2 separate regions of the Homo sapiens genome follow, and region 1 is linked to region 2. Evidence: chromatin loops called from intact Hi-C (ENCODE). Cell type or tissue: A673. All regions are shown on one strand. Links, peaks and the distances in the headings refer to the core of each region. The heading gives the core; the rest is flanking DNA. Region 1 has its middle 17 kb from the start of GLIS3. Region 2 overlaps SPATA6L (spermatogenesis associated 6 like).

The links. Hi-C counts contacts between places; a loop is a spot of excess contacts. Peaks named below come from ENCODE experiments on the same cell type or tissue, not always from the same donor. Only the 100,000 strongest peaks of a DNase experiment are listed, where the experiment ranks them.
Region 1: a loop joins it to region 2, with 6 times the contacts of the local background. A loop is called at or near these places in 20 of 110 quality-filtered maps.

The regions. Positions count from the first base shown.
Region 1 is chr9:4,311,889-4,321,917 of GRCh38, reverse strand. It overlaps a transcript of GLIS3 not described here. Among named protein-coding and RNA genes, the nearest start is that of GLIS3, 17 kb to the right of the region's middle. In A673, for the core only: a CTCF peak has its summit at 6,120 (motif pointing left); DNase peaks (open chromatin) are centred at 2,967 and 6,117.
Region 2 is chr9:4,634,145-4,644,173 of GRCh38, reverse strand. It overlaps SPATA6L (spermatogenesis associated 6 like), which reads left to right. Exons shown (of 12, transcript NM_001353486.2): 4 at 8,775-8,899. Among named protein-coding and RNA genes, the nearest start is that of PLPP6, 23 kb to the left of the region's middle. In A673, for the core only: a CTCF peak has its summit at 3,946 (motif pointing right); a DNase peak (open chromatin) is centred at 3,943; H3K27ac peaks cover 1,691 bases.

The DNA of each region.
Region 1 (10,029 bases), core at 1,287-9,286, 320 kb after region 2:
GTGTACCCCAGAAATTAAAGCATAATAATAAAAATGAAAACAATTATCGGGTGTGGTAGTGTACACCTATAATCCCAGCTACTCGGGAGGGTGAGGCATGAGAATCACTTGAATCCGGGAGGTGGAGGCTGTGGTAAGATGAGATCATGCCACTGCACTCCAGCCTGGACAGTGAGACTCTGTCTAAAACAAAACAAAACTGCCAATAAAAATAAACACAAAATGCAGAGATGGTAGTTACCTTTGGAGGAGGGATAGCAGAGAAGAAATGGGAGGTTCACAAAGAGACATGTAAGTTATTGGTAATGCTCTCGATACTGGGGTGGGTGGGTGGGGAGTTCTGAAATGTTCATTTTCTTATTTTAATTACGTAAATAGAGAAGACCATGCACTGGGTAATTTAATAGCATAACATATACCAAGGATTATGATTAATCCAGTTCTAGGCACCTGATTTTTTTTTTTTTTTTTTTTTTTTTTTTTTTTTTTTTTTTTTGAGACGGAGTCTAGCTCTGTGGCCCAGGCTGGAGTGCAGTGGCGCCATCTCGGCTCCCTGCAAGCTCCGCCTCCTGGGTTCACGCCATTCTCCTGCCTCAGCCTCCCGAGTAGCTGGGACTACAGGCGCCCGCCACCACTCCCGGCTAATTTTTTTTGTATTTTTAGTAGAGACGGGGTTTCACCGTGTTAGCCAGGATGGTCTCGATCTCCTGACCTTGTGATCCGCCCGCCTCGGCCTCCCAAAGTGCTGGGATTACAGGCGTGAGCCACCGCGCCCGGCCTTGAGATTTTAAAAAAAGCGGAGACCATGCTGAGTATTGGGGACTTAAAAATTAGCAGGATGACTGGAATAGAAGAGCAGAGGAGGGAAAGGTATGAAATAAGGCTGCAGAAATGGCTGGGGTCTAGACCAAGCAGAGACTTACAGCCTTCTCAAGCAACGTTCTTTGTATCTCGAGAGCTGTGGGAGCCATTGAAAAATGCTCAAGCAGGAGACAGACTTTCAAAACTTGCATTTTGAAAAAACTTACCTGCCTTCAGTGTAATGATCAGATTGAAGAGAGACCAGAATGAATATGGATGGACCGCTTAGGAAGCCTTCTTAAGACATAATACAATGTTGGGTGCTTGGAATAGTGTGGTGATGGTGCTGAAACCAATAGCAGTGATAATGATGGTGATGGTTCCCGGGGTGCTGGCAGTGATAGTAGAGATAGTAGTAGTGGTGATGTGGTGATGGCGGTGGTGATGATGGAGGTAGTGATGGTGGCAACAGTAATGATGGTGATGGTGTAGGTGGTAATGGTGGTATTGGTAGTGCTGGTGATGATGATGGGTTTTGTGTTGGAAATAGAGAGAAACAGACAGATTTGAGAATATTTAAGAAGTAAAATCTACAGAATTTAGAAATAGATTTGATAGATGTATTGACAGAGAGAAAGGTGTGAAGGATAAATCCCTAAGTTTCTGGCTTGGCAATAAAGTGGGGATGGGTCAGGAAGGGGAAAGTAAGAGTTCAGTTTGAGGCATGGTGAACTGAAGATGCCTTTTCAGTCCCACCTCCTTCTCAACTCCCTTCCAGAGGTGATGGTCTTACTTTCCTGTTTATTCTTTATTATCCAAAAGTCAGCTCACAAACTCAAATTCTTTTAGGGGCTAGTCAGGCAACTGGAGTGAATGAAGCATGCAGGGTCAGGGAGACATTCAGAGACATTCAGAATGGAAGGGAATTTGTTGACCTATAAAAAACATGACATGTCAAAAGTGGGGTGGCTGTGACTCAGATACGCCCATTGGGAAGTCAAATGTTGCCAGCTTTTGATTTTTCAAAAGAAGCTGAAAATCATGATTTTTATGTTTCTTACTTAGCAACTAATTTGACTCTTGTGCGCGCGCACACACACACACACACACACACACACACACACACACACACAACCCCCTCTACTAACCTACTGTAAGGACCAATTCTATAGGCCGAACAAAACAAATCTGTGAGCCATGCGTAGACAGATTAGAATTCTGGTTCTAAATCATTCATTAATATTAGTTTACTCATATTACTGATCAAGTATATTTCAATAACGTTATTGGGGTAGAAATTTTGTGATAACATTTTAAGAGGTACTAGTAGGAGACTGAGGTGGGAGGATAGCTTGAGGGCAGAGTTCAAAACCATCCTGGGCAACATAGTGAGACCCTGTCTCTACCTCCCAAAATAAAATTAGCCAGGCGTGGTGGCAAACACCTATAGTCCTAGCTACCTGGGAGGGTGAGGCAGGAGGATCACTTGAGCCCAGGAGTTTGAGGTGACAGTGAGCTATGATCATGCCACTGCATTCCAGCCTTGGTGACAGAGGAAGAACCTGTTTCTAGAAAAAAAAAAGTGTTAGTATTTGGATTTTACCAAAACACATTACACAATAAATTTTAAAACATTTAAAAATGTTTAAAATCATTTCTTAGAAAAACGTCAAGTTCTCAGAAAAGTTGCAAGAATAGAATAATGAGCTTCCATGTACCTTCACCCAGATTCACCAGTTGTTAACATTTTGCCACATTTGAGTTCTGTTTCTTCCTGCTCCCCCATCTGGATCATTTGAGAGGGAGCTATGGATATAATGGCCATAAAATTTTAGAATGTTGCCCCTAAGTACAGTGATATTTTCTAACATAACCACAGTATGATGATCAAATTCAGGATTAATGCAATACCATTACCTAATATACAATTAATATTCAATTTTGTGATTTTTTTCTCATTCAGAATCCAGCTGAGATCACTCATTTCATTTTGTTGTCATGTATATTTTGTCTCCTTTACCCTAGAATGGTTCCTCATGTCTTTCATGACATTGACATTTTTGAAGAGTACAGGCCAGCTGTTTTACAGAATGCCCCTCCAATTGAGTGCTTGATCATTTCCTTATGATTAGATTCAGGTTGTGCATTTTTGGCAGGAATACCATGTAAATACTGTTGTGTCCTCAGCAGCTCACTCCGGGAGGCACATGATGTCACTTTGATGAACCCACTGTACAGGAACTTCCCCCCTTTGCAATCAGCAAGTAATCTGTGGGGAGATATTTTGAGGCTCTGAAAATATCCTGTTCACCAACAAACTTTCACCTAATAGTTTTAGCATCTTTTGAAGACTGTCATCTTCATCTGTTATTACTGCAGAGGCTGCAAGTTTGTGATTTTTAAAACAAACATTTCTTCTATGTTTGTTAGTATTTCACTGTAAAAAAGAGGTTTCTCTTCCCCATTATTTACTTATTTATATATTTTTTTATCTCTGTGTGAACATCTGGACTCTTTTTGCTGCCAATGTTTTATAACTTATTGTTGTTATTTTGAAGCTAAAATTGCCCATAATTGGCCAGAGGGAGCTCTTTCAAGCTGGCTCCTATGTTATTTTGACACTGCCCCTTATATTTTTGAGGGTTTACGTTCTGTCACAAGATGCTTACGGCTCGCTTTGTACTTTCCCTGCCCTAGTCCTGGAATCAGCCATTTCTCCGTGCTTCCTTTTAGTGAGGGATGTATTCAGAAACGAAACTCTGGGCCCTAGGTGTGCTCACGACTACTGAGATGTCATTGATTCTAGGTGCTTTCAGTGAACAGAACTGGGAGATATACATTTCTTTAAATTTGTGGGTTCATCCTGGCCCCTCGAATTCCCATCAAACACCAGATAACTCTTCCTTACCTCCCCACTTTCCATCATTGTAACTGCCTTCCACCCACCACTTCTCCCGCAGCAAGACCCTGGCTCCCAAGAATACCAATACATTTGTTCAAAGCATGCATTTTAAAGCATGCTTCCTCCTTTCCCAGCTGCTGAAATAACTTACTTTGACATTCCTCAGTTTCTATAATTTTTCTAGTTGCTTTTCTGACATTATACACATGTTCTTTCTAAGTCTATCTTCACAGAGATTTTACCATGTAGATGTGCTTTTTTAATATTATTTATCATCAATCATACAAGGAACAATTCCCTTGGCTTGAGTAAGGCTGAAGAAGGTTATTGATAATAACTTCCATCTGCTTGGCAGCTTAAAGTTTACAGAGTACTCTTTTACATGTGCTACTTCATTCACTCTCAATGGTTTGAATTCTTTAGGTCCCAGACAAAATGAACAGTAAATAAATTCTGAGCTTCATGAATGTTTCACATAGTAGGAACTTGAATAATGCCTGCTCATTTTCTTTCTCTTAATTTTTTCTGTAGACCACCTTTGTGATCAACCTGCTGATTTTTAAAAAAGATACATTTAGAATCTATGACTAATGAAAATAGGTATCATATAAAAGGATGAATAATCGTAAGCAATACGTAATCTAAAATGTTTTATACTCACTTTAGCATTTTTTGCCATTGTTATTTCATAGGGATTTTGTGTCTTCTTTAGACTGATATTTTTAAAAAGACATCTGCTTCCTAAAGACATACCAATTACAAATGCCTTTAAAGCAGTGGTTCTCAAGTGTGGCTGCAAGAAGAATGTCTCGGGAAATGTGTGTGGAGGCTGCATCCCACAGTGATTAAATCGGAATCTTTAGGGTAGGCATCAGTACTGTAAAAAACTCTCTGGAAGATTTCACTGAGAAGCCAGTGCATGGGTAAGGAAAGGCTGTGCTAAGGATTGATGATGGCAGCTTGGGTCACAGGCTAAGTACAAGAGAACTTGATCTCCACCTCATTTCTGATGTAAAGACCGGTACTTAAAGTATGCAAGAATATATTTTGAGCTTAACCTTGCAGTCGAAAGGCACTGAATACATTCTTTCTTTTTCTTAGCCAATAGGATATCAAAGACCATCTTTTCTTTACTCTAAGTGCCCTGCTCAAGCATCCTCATCTTTCAACTAGATTAATCTCCTTGAAGGGACAGCAAGTCTTCACTTAACATTGTCAATAGGTTCTTAGACACTGTGACTTTAAGCAAAACATATTAAAAAACCAATTTTACCAACGGCTAATGGATATAAACAAGAGTTAAGTTCCTATGATGGTTTTTCTGGTCACAAAAACTTCTTCTAAATAAAGATCACCAACACTTCTCATATTAAACACGGAAATAAATTTGAGCTATGCATACATTTTTAAAAGATTAATAAAAATAACTAAGATAATTATGTACCAGCTTATTCCAGTTCAGGGTTGCAGATGGTCGAAGCTTATCCCAGCAGCTCAGGGGGCAAGGCAGGAACCAACTCTGGGCAGGCTGCCGTCCCATCTCAGGGCACACTCACACACATGCCTACGCTTACTCACACTGGGACCATTTAGACATGCTGATTCACCTAGCATGCACACTTTGGGGTATGGGTGGAAACCGGAGTACCCAGAGAAAACCCACATAGACATGTAGAGAACATGTACACTCCACACAGTGAATCTGGCCAGGAACTGATTTTGTTTTTCTCATCAATGTTATCACAAAATGATGTTGAATGAAATGATGATATTTAAGGACCTGCTGTACTACTCTGTCCCTAGCAAGGAGTAGGAGCTGCTAAAATATCTGTTGACTTGCAATAAAGTCAGTCCAGTTAAGGACCCACAAAAAATGAATATGTATTTTAAATGCAAAACAAGTTGTGGGACCTTATGGGAGAATCTGTGAAGGGGTTATGTGAGCAGTCACTGGATTTGCAAAGGTAGCTAGATGAGTTTAATGATTATTCTTTACAATTTAGCTTGTAGGAATCCTAACCTCTCTTCCAAAACCAGAAAAAGGTGGAGAAATCTTTTTTGTTGAGGATAGACTGACAGTGGCATTAGGAGAGGTGTGTTGGTGTGATGTATGCTTCATAAAGGGGAATAGCATATACATACATACATAGATATGCATGTATTTAAAATTTCCATTGTGATCATCCCAGATAAATATGTGTTTTCTTTTAAAAATACAATATGTAATATCCTGCTTCCTTTCTAAAATTTAGAGTAGCAGAGTTTTGTGAACAACTTGGTGTTTCAGGGCAACAGCATCCCAAGAGGTAATACGAGATATCTGCTCTAAGAGGCCTGCATTCTAGAACCCCATACCTGGAAGAACATGTCCTGGTACTGCTGAGCTAGGGTCAGGGCTAATGCTGGGGAACGGGCGCCACCTACTGACGGCCCAAGTCACTCTTTCTCCTTCCAGGAACCTCCCTCTTGGGTTTGGTTAAGAGCAGTATCTCAAGAGAGGCTGGCCCCAAAAGACCCAGGGAGGTTGTCTCCAGTCCCCACTGTGTTTTGCAGGAAAGTTCATGAGAATGTAGCCACACAAAGTGAGGTGTTCTGAGTGTATGTCTTCCATGAAAAGAGTTTTCCATGGAAAACTCTATTTCTAAGGCATGTAGGCGGCAGAGGGTGAAGTTTAGGAATTAACTCTGTTTTAGAAGGGTTTGAATCAATTTAAAGGCTTTAAAAAATAGAGGTTCATTTTATTTAAAAATAAAACTTTAAACTTATTATTAAATGGAGAGCATACAGAAAATTGTCATTGCATATAGAGTTTTAGAACATGGACTGAGTGAGCAGGCCTTGAAATACTAACAATAAGGACCCCAGAGTCTCCCGGCAAACCATTCAGTCTCAGGCTTCTTGTGTAGGAGATAGGCATGATCACTTGTCCTCTCAACATCATGTTGGGTCAGCTTGAAAAGTGCACTAGAGACTGACAAGATGACGAGATTTGTTTCTTCCACTAGGAAATGCATCTGGGACACATGATTTTAAGTGTGAGAAAGGCCACTTCCCAAATTAACTGAGATCCAAAATTAGACTCTTTCTCTTCTCTTTGGTGGGAGTTGTATCTCCGAGAAAAGACACTCTGGTTGAGTCAGTACACAGAAGAGCAGGAGAGAGTGGAAGGACCACAAGGGAAGAGAGGAAATATTTCTTCAGTAGCTATAGAATGGCTTCACAAGCTATGGTCTTGGCAAACTGGCTTTCGGGGCTTCCCATTTTCACCCTCAGCAGCTCTGAATCCCTGAGAGTTCCAGCACTATTCATCCCAAAGGAATAGAGCTAACAGCAGGGTTCGCTGGGTGCCCGGCCCTGAGCTTAATGCCTTTTGCAGATTGGTTCATCCATTCTCCCTACAGCCCTATGAAGGCTCAGGGACAGAGGTTAAAGGAACTTGCCCAAAATCCCAGAGCTAATGAATGAGAAAGCTGAAATCTAAACCCAGTTCTGCCTGGCTCCAGAAAAATCAGTGTTCTTTTTCATGTGAGTTCTGAACCTCTCATGGTGGCTTTTCAGAAACTGCTAGTGGAAGCATCTTGGAACTAGAGAAGATATGAAAGATTCCGTAGCTGTCTCTTTTCTTAGTAGAGGTTTACCCTGCACTGTGAGTGACAGAAGATCCCTTACTTTCTTTCTTTTTTGCCTGAAGACCACATAGCATCATCAAAGTTCTAGACTGCCTTAAATGGAAAAAGCAGTATTTACCTATTGACTTCATTGTATATGCACATGCAAACATATTGTGTGCATGCATCTTTTTTTGCATGGAGTGGGGAAGTTGAACAAAGAGTAAGGACACTGAGGAAACAGAGAGCATTGGGTGGCAGGTAGCTACACAGTGCCAAGACATGCAGCCTGGGAGAAAGAGCACTGGACTGGAAGTCAAGGGTTCTTGATTCTAATTCTGATCCTGCCATTAATAAAAAACAACACCAGCTCACATTTGAGTGCTTACAATGTATTAAGTATCATTTCACACATTTTATAAATATTAATTCACTTAATCCTCATGACCATCCTATGAGATAAGTACTATTACTATTCCCACATTGCTGCTGAGAAAACTGAGGCACACAAAGGTTAAGTTACTTGCCCCGGGTCACACCAGCTAATAAACGCTAGAGTTGGCTTAAACTCAGGCAATATGGCTAACTACATTTTTATGTAACGCCATCTCTCAACTACCTGATTTATTGATTTTGTCAGTGACTCTTTCTGGACTTCAGTTTTTCCCATTTACACATTTATATTTTTAACAAATATTGAGGCCCAAGCCTGTGTAAGACCTTGTAAATCAGATAGAGGTGTAAAAGACCATGCACGCTGATCACCTACCTCCTGCAACACACACCCAGTGGAAAATGCAAGGGAGAGGAAGTCCACGTGCACTTGAGACTCCCAGGGAAGGCTGCGGGAGGAGGTGGCATTGGAACTTGATCTTAAGGTGGGAGACTGGTCCAGGAAGGGCATCTCAGCAGAGGTAAAACTCAAGGTGTGTTTGGAGACTCTAGTAACTAGTCCATTTTGACTCAAGAACAGAGTATTGGGCAGGGGATACTGCCAGAGAGAAAAATCAAGGTCCAAGATCAAGGAGTCACATCCAGGACCATTAATCTGACAACTGCCTGTCAGCCAAATTTGTGTGGGGAGAGACTGGAGGCCAATGGAGCCACGCGGAGGTTAGAGAAATGGTCTGGCTGAGAGAACTGAGGACCTCAAGTTGGGTGGTGGGAGGAGACGGGTTCTGAAAAATGGAAGCTGATGCCAGAAACATCCAGAAAGCAGGGAAGGTGAGATGGAGAGGGGGAGGTGGCACAGTGAGCAGAATGGCTGAAGAGGGAGCAGCAATGGCTGAGAAAGAAGACAGCTGCTCAAACTAAGATCCCTGTGGGCTATGGAGGCAGACACACTTGCCAGAGTTAATGGAGCTGTGCGGAGGAAGCTTAGGGTGACACTCATTAGAGGAGTTTGATGACAGCTACACCTACTATGTGCCAGGCATTCTGTATGTCCAACCTCCACCTCCCATGTTATCTCTAATCAACAAAAGAGTACTGTTACACAGGTATGTGGAATTCAGTTTGAGGCTTTTTTGTCTTCCCCAAAGAAACAGCATAGCATAGTGCTAAAAGGACAGACTCTGAAGCCACAAGACTGGAAAAAGTAGAGGAGCTACTGTCATTGTGTATCCTGGGGAGGTGATTTAATTTTTCTGTACCTCAGTGTGTGCATGTGGGGCTAACGTTACCAACCTCGTAGTGTTACTGTGAGGATTAAATGAACTAATATATGTAACATGCCTGGCCTGAGTAAGCACCTGAAAAATGTTAGCTTTTCCTATGGATGAGTAAACTGAGGAGCAGAGATTAAATGATCTGGCTGAAGACACAGCCCTCAGGGCTGGCATACCCAGCTCCACCAGCCCCAAGGCCTCCTTCAGTTCCACTAAGCCACAACGAAGTGAGCAGAGCCATAAAACAGAGAGGGAAAGGATAGAAAAGGCCTAAGGTAACAGCATAGTCAGGTGAAGAGAGGAAGACAAGGAATGCAAGTGCAATCAAGAAGAAACTGGGAGGAAGAGCAGATTTGTTTTTCATATGTATAACTATACTGTACATAATTTATTGGCAAAATTGGCATGTATGTACATGCATGCTCATATGGGTGCCTGTTTATGTGTACAACTGGAAAGTTTTTTTCTTTTTGAGACAAAGTCTCACTCTGTCACCCAGGCTGGAGTGAAGTGGTGCCATCTCAGCTTACTGCAACCTCCCACTCCCTGGTTCAAGTGATTCTCCTACCCCAGCCTCCCCAGTAGCTGGGATTACAGGTGTGCACCACCATGCCTGGCTCTTCTTTGTATTTTTAGTAGAGATGGGGTTTTGCCATGTTGGCCAGGATGGTCTTGAACTCCTGACCTCAAGTGATCCGCCAGCCTTGGCCTCCCAAAATGCTGGGATTACAGGCGTGAGTCACCATGCCCAGCCTGTAAAGTTTCTTTCTTTTAAAAAAACAAAAACAAAAACAAAAACTTTTATTTTAGGTTCAGAGGTACATGTGTAGGTTTGTTATACAGGTAAACTCATGTCATGCGGGTTTGTTGTACAAATTGTTTTGTGACCCAGATTCTAAGCCTCGTACCCAGTAGTTATTTTTCTCTGCTCCTCTTCCTCCTCCCACTCTCCACCATTGGGTGGACCCCACTGTCTGTAGTTCTTCTCTCTGTGTCCACGTGTCCTCATCATGTAGTTTCCACTTCCAAGAAGAATAGATTTTTAAAGGAT
Region 2 (10,029 bases), core at 880-8,879:
CATCTTACTATGTTGCCTAGGCTGGTCTCAAACTCCTGGATGCAAGTGATTCTCCCACCTTGGCCACCCAAAGTGCTGGGTTTATAGGCATGAGCCACCATGCCTTGCCTATGTTGTCATTTCTAAATGCATAAATCTACATCTTTTTTTTTCAAATTGATTTTTTTGAGACAGAATCTAGCTCTGTTGCCCAGGCTGGAGTGCAGTGATGCAAGCTCAGCTCACTGTAACATCCACCTCCCGTGTTCAAGTGATTCTCCTGCCTCAGCCTCCTGAATAGCTGGAATTATGGGCACCTGCCAATGCGTCCAGCTAATTTTTGTGTATTTTTTGTAGAGTCAGGGTTTCACCAAGTTGGCCAGGCTGGTGTCGAACTCCTGACCTCAGGTGATCTGCCTGCTTCGGCCTCCCAGAGTGCTGGGGTTACAGACGTGAGCCACTGCCCCCGGCCTACATCATTATTTTGATAGCTATAAAGAATTTTATTAATTTACATATGTGTTTTTTATAGGTCTATAAATAGTATTTCCATAGTATTTTGGGTTTTACTTTTCTTACTTTACATTATTACCTGTAGTTTACTTGTCATTTTCAATAGCTGTGTATTTTTCCATAGTGGTGGTGTTATCCATAAATTAATATTGTTGAGCATTTAGATTTTCTTTTTTTCCACATTTTTATAAAAATATTTCTCTCTTGGTATATTTACAAATAATAGAATTACTAGATTGAACCATGCCTTTTAAACTGGGGTAAACTGATCCCCAATAAGGTTCCAATACTTCTACTGCATCCAGGAGTGCATGGCATGCCCCTTCCCCATATCCTAGTTAATGCTGGATACTGTCAATTGGATTTGTTGTGTTTGCAAAGTATGTCATGGCTCACGCTTATAATCCCAGCACTTGGGGAGGCCAAGGTGGGCGGATCATGAGGTCAGGAGTTTGAGACCAACCTGGCCAACATAGTGAAACCCTGTTTCTACTAAAAATACAAAAATTAGCTGGGAATGATGTCAGGTGCCTGTAATCCGAGCTACTTGGGAGGCTGAGACAGGAGAACTGCTTGAACCCGGGAGGCAGAGGTTGCAATGAGCTAAGATTGCACCACTGCACTCCAGCCTGGGCCACAGAGCCAGACTCCATCTAAATAAATAAATAGATAAAAATATATTTTATCCTATTTTATGATCTATCTCCCTTTTAGATGTGACTGTGACAACCTTAAATTTAAAACTTCTTAAAAATTTTCATTTTCCCATATTATGATTTGTTTTCTTTCTTTCCTTCTGTATAAAGTGACTGTCACTGTCCTTTGATTACTTATGGAGTGATGTCTGGATATAAATGTTGATTTTGTTATAAATTCTTATTTTTAACAATGTTTTCAATCAGTTATGCTTAAAACAGTTATATTTTCCCTGTTTTGTTGTGTTATTTTGATGTTTTATGGTGTGTGCTTTTCTTTTTCTTAAGAGAGCATGGGAGAAGGAAGATGAGACTAGCAAATGTCTCAACTAAAGCAAAGAGGACTGAGGAGGCTTTTGATAGGGATCATAGTCCTGCCTGCTGTGGATATCACTGGAGCAGGTCAAGGGCCCAAGTGAAGTGCAGTGAACCCAGGAGTCTGTAGTTCTTTCTTCTGCTTCTTGGTTCTTTGGCAAAGGCTGCCGCTGGAGACAGAAAAGAACCCCACTCTGTGAATTTAAGAATAGGTGCTTTTGGAGATGTCATTACCTTCATAGGTAGACGGAACTGAGCAGGTGCCTCCTGACTACTTTTCAGAAATTCTCACTGAATGTTTTTCAGCCTAAAAGTGACAGGCTGAAATCAGGGCATTGAGTTTTTTTCCATAAGTTTTTTATTCTTATTTGACCCAATTTTATGTTCAAACATATATCACTGCTGGCACATTATATTTTAGTATGCTGAGGAAGTAGAAGCATGCCCACTTTGGTCTTATTTAATTTTACATGGATTTTAAAAAAGTTACTCAATACCTAAGTAATCTCACTATAAAAAATTTAACACGAAAGTATGTAAAAGAAAATGTCAAAAGCCCATTCAACAATCCCTGACAGATAATTACCATTAACAATTTGATGTGGGCCAGGTATGGTGGCTTGCGCCTGTAATCCCAGCACTTTGAGAGGCAAAGGTGGGTGGATTGCTTGAGCACAGGAGTTCAGGTACAGCCCGGGAAACATGGTGAAACCTCATCTCTACTGAAAATAAAAAAATTAGCTATGTGTGCTGGTGCATGCCTGTAGTCCCAGCTACTTGGGAGGCTGGGGAGGTCACCTGAGCCAAAGAGGTTGAGGCTGCAGTGAGCTGTGATCTTGCCACTGCACTCCAGCTTGGGCAACAGAGTGAGACCCTGTCTCAACAAAACAAAACAGAACAAAACAATTTGATGTGTGTCTTTTTAAACCTTCTAAAATGCATTTAGTACATTCAGCCAACCGTAAAATAACCACACATGCACGCGCATACCCTATATATAGTTGGACCTTCTGATTGTCAAGTTCCACATCCATGAATTTGGCTAACCATTACTCGAAAATGTAGTTAGGCCTATGATGGTTGTGTCTGTACTGAACATGTACAGACTTTTTCTTGTCATTAGTCCCTTAACAATACAGCATAACAACTATTAGATAACATTTACATTATGTTAGGTATTATAAGTAATCTAGAGATGATCTGAAGTATACAGGAGGATGTGCATAGGTTATATGCAAATATTACACCATTTTATTTCTTATTTTTAATGTTTTATTATTATGCTCTTTTTACCTTCGACCAACTCACCGCAACTACACCATTTTATATCAGGGACTTGAGCATTCATGGATATTTTCATATCTGCAAGGGTTCCTGAAACCAACCTCCTGTGGATACTTAGGGATGACTATATATTAAATACAGTATATATAAACACGAATATATTTAGTATTTAGTATATATAGTTACGTGTGTATATATTTTATGGTTGTTGAATATACTAAATGTTGGTTTTCTGGTCTCTTGAAAGACATATGACAGTCCAAGATATACTGCATTTTAAAAAGTCAGTTGCAGAATATGTATTTTCAACATATATACACACACACCTATATATATGTTGACTATATATATTCTGCAACTTGCTTGTTAAAACTTAATATGTCTTGGAGTGCTATATGTTTTTCATGTGACAAGAAGCCCATCTGTGAAAAGGTTGCAAGAATAGTTGTTTGAAAAGAATGATTGCAGAATATTCTAGCTGAGTGCATAAATACTGGTTATAACTCAAAAATTAATAAGATGCACAATGGGAACTGTGTTATACTTGTTTTTTTAATTTACAATCTCTCAATTTCAGATTATAATTTTAGTGGAATTAAATTTGAATTGCTCAAAATAACAATTGATTTTACTTAGCTTCAGATGTAGTACAGTTTGATCCATTAATTTGTTCAAGGTATGTTTTTACAGGCATACTTTGCACATGATCTACACTGTGCCAGTCTTCCTAGTGTGATGCTGGTGGCTCCGGGCACGTAGTAGTGGCAGTGAGCCCTCATGATCTGCTGATCCTTGATACTAGCAAAAATTTTTTTTTTTTCTTAAAGTTTCCTGTGGACTGCACTGTGGGGTCACATGGGCCATATTTGGGTTCTCAGGGACCAATTTCTCTATTGGCTGAATTGTTACCTTTTCATTTAGCTGTATTTATTGCTTGATATTTTTTCTCATTGCTTTCAAACACACTTATACTCAAAAGACATGTTATGATCATTAAGTTAATGGTACAAGTAAATTAATAATACAAGTAATAATATCCAGATGTGCATATAGCTTTACTGCTAAAGAATGAAGAAGTCTAGTGATCTTTGCTGCCAAGAAATAAAGACCCTTCCTGTTCTTCAGTTTACAAAGGTGGGAAAAAAGGAATGGACACAGGGGGGCAGCGTGATCCTGTTCCACAGTGAGCTTGATGCTTTCTTTTTATTAACCTCTGAGATAAATACCTTCGCTTTGGGTAAGTCAGGTATATTCAGTCCAACTGTAAAAGCCTATTCTAGTGGGCACCCATTCACTTAACAGGGCTTAATTTTATACTTTTATAGCAGTGCTTTTATAGCAATATTTTATACTTTCATAGCAATGCTTTTATACTTTTATAGGCATTAGCAAGGAAAGAACTTTTGCCTCAGATTATTTGGTTTTGAATTCCTTCTTTGCCATGTGGTATCACTAGCCGTGTGGCATCATGACAGGTCAAACTCTCAGAGCCTCAGTTTCCTTATCTGTAAAGAGGGAATCAAATGTGATCCTGCATCTGGAAGCGCGCTGTCAATTCTGACATGCTCTAAAAATGTTGGATATTCCTTCAGCCAATGTTGTTATTAAAATTGTTATTTCTCTTAAAGTCTCATTTGTTTCCTTTTTGGGGGAGAAGTTCGTTGATGCCATTGATGATGTCACTGTCTGTGTAATTAGCTCTTAAGAAGAACATTGAGTTCTTTCAGATACTTCCCTTGACCTATAAGACTTGTTCAGCCTGTGAATATGTTTATTATTTCTAACCTAGGCTCTTGCTGTACCATCCTCTTAGTGTGCTGACGTTTTCACACTTGGTGGCAGTTTGGATTTCTAGAAAATGACCACACCAGAGAGACTGTCTTGAGAAGCTTCATAGCCTTCTATTTATTTGTCTAACCCTGTTTCAGTCTATTTTTATTCCTGTGATTCTGAAGATAGGGTATGAGCTCCCTTTCAATTTTCCAGCCTCTTACTTTTATCTAAATTCTTGATAAACACAGGAATAATAATGTAGCAGCTATCCTTTAGATGCAGGGACAAGAAGTAGCCAAAAGCATATGAAAGGAAAGAGGAAAAAGGAAAGGCCTCCTGTGTAGAACATCATATCATGCATCTAGGTGTTTGTTCCCAGTAGGAACATAATGATGTTTACAGAAACCAAAGCAGTTCTGGGGCCGCTGCTGGGCTGGTGTCAGGGAGCAATCGTGGTAATGGTAGGCAATGTCAGGTGCTATGCTGTGCATTCTACATGGCTTTGTCATTCGTCTTTACAGTAGTCTTAAAGGGCAGGTGCAATGACAGTTTTTACATTTTCTTGAAGAGGAGACTGAAGTTAAGTAGTTTACATGATTTGCCCCAGATCACATAGTTGGTAAGTGGTGGAGCAGGGATTTGAACCCAACCCTGCCTGACCCTAGAACTTGAATTTGTGGTGCGCGTCTGTAGTCCCAGTTACTCGGGAGGCTGAGGCAGGAGAATCGCTTGAACCCGGGAGGCGGAGGTTGCAGTTAGCTGAGACTACGCCATTGCACTCCAGCCTGGGTGACAGGGCGAGACTCCATCTCAAAAAAAAAAAAGAAAAGAAAAGAAAAGAAAAGAAAAGAGTTCTTAACACTATAAGCTTCAGGAGAAAGTTGGGTTTTGTTGCTAGTGATAGCTGGGGAAATTGACACATCACTTTCCATTTGCAGGTTGTACTTCAGAGTTTCTGGATGGAGGCAGAGTCTGTTTTTGGCCAACAAGGGTGGGAGGATTATACCCATCACAGGGAGCATTGTCAGAGGAGCATGGTTGAAGAAGGCCAGGATGAGACTAGTAAATGAAGCAGATAATTGATGTTACAATTACACCCATTGGCTGGGCGTGGTGGCTCACACCTGTAATCCCAGCACTTCGGGAGGCTGAGGCAGGCGGACCACCTGAGGTCAGGAGTTTCAGAGCAGCCTGGCCAACGTGGTGAAACCCCGTGTCTACTAAAAGTACAAAAATTAGCCAGGCTTGGTGGCGGGGTGCCTCTAGTCCCAGCTGCTTGGGAGGCTGAGGCAAGAGAATCACTTGAACCCAGGAGGCAGAGGTAGCAGTGAGCCAAAACTGTGCCACTGCACTCCAGTCTGGGCAATAAGAGCGAGACTCCGTCTCAAAAAATAATAATAATAATAATAATTACACCCATCTTCCCTCCTGTCTTCCTAGCCTCTCTATCTCTTTATTCCTAGTAATTTACTCTTATGGAAATTAATTTTTAATTATACCTTTATTTGTATAATTGTTTAATACTCTTAGACTGTAAGCTCCTGGAGGGCATTGATTATATTTATCTTCTTCACTAGTGTAAATCCAGTGTCTATAAGTCTTACTACATAGGAGGTTCTCAATGAATGAAGTGTTTTTTGAATGTATGAATGAAAATAAATTATTGGAAAATGAATGAAGGGTAAGAGTTGGAAAAGCTTTCAGAGAACATTTAGTCTCTCTCCTTTTTTTAACAGTGTGGAAACTGAGTCTCCAAGAGGGTAGCTAATGCTTATTGAGTGGCTAACGTAAGCTGGAACTTAAGCAAGTTATCTTACTTTAGTCCTCATGTTCATTCATTTAAGAAGCATTTGTCAGGTCCCCATTATGTCCCAAGTGTTGTTCTACAGGTTTGGGGGCAGCATCCAGGATGCTGCACTTCACCACTCATCTCAGAACATCATTGAAGTTCAATTTTAAAATGTCTACCGTTAGTGATATTTCAGGGGGCTTGTTGAAGATGCTGACAGTGAGGCCCCTTTTCAGGTGTGATTGTCTTGGCTGGGCCCTGTATTGATTGAACTGCTCTGAGTTCACACCTTTCTAGGGACAGCCCTGCCAGCAGTAGAATAATGTACAGAAAAGACAAAGTCACTGTTTTCATGGAGCCTTGATGGAAGCAGATCACGAATAAATACATGAACAAAAATATCAATTAGTGGTAAATCTTACGTTGAAAGTAAAATAGGGTATTGTGATGGGGAGTGTCTGGGAAGGAGTGCTCTGTTAGGTTGGGTTGCCACCTTCTGATAAGATGACATTTAAACCAAGCCTGTTATTCAGTAGGAAGGAGCCAGCCATGCAGAGACCCAGAGAGGGAACCTTAGAGGGAGGAAGAACAATAAGGCAAAACCGTTATGTGGAGGAGAGCTTGGCGTGTTTGAGGGACAGCAAGAAGGGTAAGGGATGACAGGGAACGATGATCAAGGGGGAGAGTGGCAATAAATGAATTAGGAGAGATTATTAGAAGCCTGATTATATAGAGTCTTGAAATCTAGGGTAGGGTGCTTAGATTTTATTCTAATGCGATGGGAAGCCCATTGGAAGGTTTTAAGCAGGAGAAAGGCAGTCTGATGTATTTAAAACGTTGCAGCGTGCGGACAATGGATTTGAGTGCAGGAGAATGGAGGCAGGGAGATCAACTACAGCCATGGCAGTAATGCAGGAGAGCATGCATGGTGGAAGTACATTGCTGAGGAGGGAACATCAATCCATTGTGGCTGGAGCGTGGCTGGGAGCACACGAGTGGGAAGAAATGCTATTTATGATGAAAAATATAGAATAATTTCTTTTTGCACTTTGATTCTTTCCTCGGTAGAACTGAAACATTAATATTAAATGGAGTTAGTAGGAGGAAGAATTTAATACATCATATTATTTGATGTAAGGTCAATTATGTTCTACAGTTGATGTACTGAAAACAAAGCAACCCTCATCAGAATTCTTCTCATAAGTAAAGTGGCAGCCACTAAATAGCAAAACTGCCTCATTGGCTATAGTTACTTTTTTGATGGTCCTCTGTGCGGGGACCACTCTCAGTCCAGATCACTTGTGTGGCACCTGCTGTGTGGTCAAAGGTGATTCAGATGGTAGCTTTCTGTCCTTCGGCTCAGTAATTGTTCATCCCATTAGACCCAAGATCTTTTGGTAATGAGTATTTTGTAGTATCCCTTTTATGATACTGAAAATATTTGTAGTTAATATAATCAACTTATACAAGTCACTGTAAAAAATTAATATAATATTCTGATTGTAATATAAAGGAAAAATGAAAGTGGTTTATAATAAAATGTATATGTTAATATGTAAGTATCAAGCATAATGAAGCATTTAGATGGGACATGATTTCCAAAATATCAAACAGGTCTGGTTAAAGATCCAAACAAAACAAAATACAATTGTTCCTTGATTTACACGGTACTTGGAAAAATTCAGTGTATTTCCAAATTATGCAAAAAAAAAAGGCTTTGTGTTTACATGCAACATAGTTATATAATTATTTTCAGTTACATAGTTAGTTAAGTTCTAGGCTCAGACAATTATAAAATAGTTTTTAGCCTGCAAGAATGTTTGCAGAATATTAGAAAGTCACTGGGGATGGGGGAGATAGTGTGATGTGCATGAGTGTCTTGAGCACTGCAGAACTCCCTCACACCTCTGGCTACTGCCCCTGAAATATTTCCACAAATGTCCAAAATGTCCTCGGGGTTGGTACCCCTGCTGAGAATCACAGCTGTAGCTGTCATCTGGGCCCTTGGCATCCATGCATCACAGAACACATTGAACCCCAGTCTAAACTGTAAAGTTGTGTGAACAATGCTATGTCCACCTTGTTCCTGTTCTATCCTCAGTGCCTGGGTTAAGGTTTATCATTAGTAAAAATTTGTTGCAGGAAAAATTGGATGGATATATGGAAAGATAGTTTTTCCTTTTTGTTCTATTTTGTAGAACATCTCTTTAGTCTTTTTTTCTCTGTTATGACTTTGGAAGGCTTTAAAAAATTATCCACGAGATAAAAAGTAGTAGAAATTAGTCTCCTCTTGAATAACATGTGCTAGGATCAATATGTCTATTTTTACCTGAGTGCCATCTCTGCCATCATCTGCCTGAACTTTTATTTTGTTAAGCCTGGAGGTGTAAATACAGATATTTATGCTTTTTCTATTTTCTTTCTAGTGTGGGATGAGTTGGCCTACTACGAAGAAAACACACGAGATTTTCTTTTCCCAGAGCCCAAGCTGACACCTTCGCACCCTAGGAGGTGTAGGGAGGTGCTCATGAAGACGGCTCTGGGTTTTCCAGTAAGTGATTCATGCTCATCTGGGCTTCTATTAGGAGAGAAACTCTTGGGACCTGAACGTTTTATTCCTGACAGGGTTTGATCTTTATCTTGGTTAGTACCCCTGCTGTTCTGTTTAGTAGCTCTGTTTTGATGCCCAACTCAAGGTACCAAATTATACTGATTTCCAGTATTGATCTGAGAGGTGGAAGTTTTATCTAATCAGGCTGAAATCATTGCCATATTTACATTGTCACATAGTTATAAAAGCCTCCTTTTGTTGCAGATTAACAGTAAGATTTGTTTGTTTAGTTATAGCTATTATGACTAAATAGAGTAGCGACAGTAGTTATCTTTATTTTGCGCTTTCAATTTTTTACGTAAGATATTTTTCTCCCAACAATTCTCAAGTTAGCCAAGGCAGATATGGTCTCCATTTAACAAAGAGGAAACTGACAGAGGCTCGCAAATTGATATTACTGAAGGATCTTGAAGGATGTAGCAGATATTCCGTTGATAATTTAATTCTTTGGGGGGCATTATCTGAACCCAAATTCAGGATACTCATTTTGATGTTGTCTTTGACGATTTCTATTCCCACAGCAACCCTGACGATTTTCTTGACTTTTCCATCACTTGAATGATCTCCATTTAAAAGGCCACACTTTTGAGAATTATAAAAAATATTTTGATACTCAGCGTTTCTCGTATTGCCCCATGAATTTCAATTAATATAATTTGTTATTGTTTCTACTTTGTTGAGAGTACTGTGCAGAATATATTTAATATAACAGTCAGGACCTCTGTTTCTATGAAGCTTATCATGACAGAGCTTCTAATACATCAAACAGCAAGCATTCATTAAAGGTTGTCCTAATCAGAATTCCTGATGACTGTAACCCCAAGACCTTCATTATCTTTCAGAGTTTGATGAATTTCACTGAAACTATCTTTGTTTCTCCAAGATCTTCATGTATCATTTAAATCCATGGTACATGTGAGAAGCTTGCCTTTAATTTATTTTATTTTGAGTTATTGGGATATTGCTCTTCAGAAGATAAAAGGGGTTAAAAACTGATGAGAATTAGGTAGGGGATACTCTGTTATATTAACTTTGGTTTGTCTAGCTCTCTGTTAAAGAAAAGGCATCTA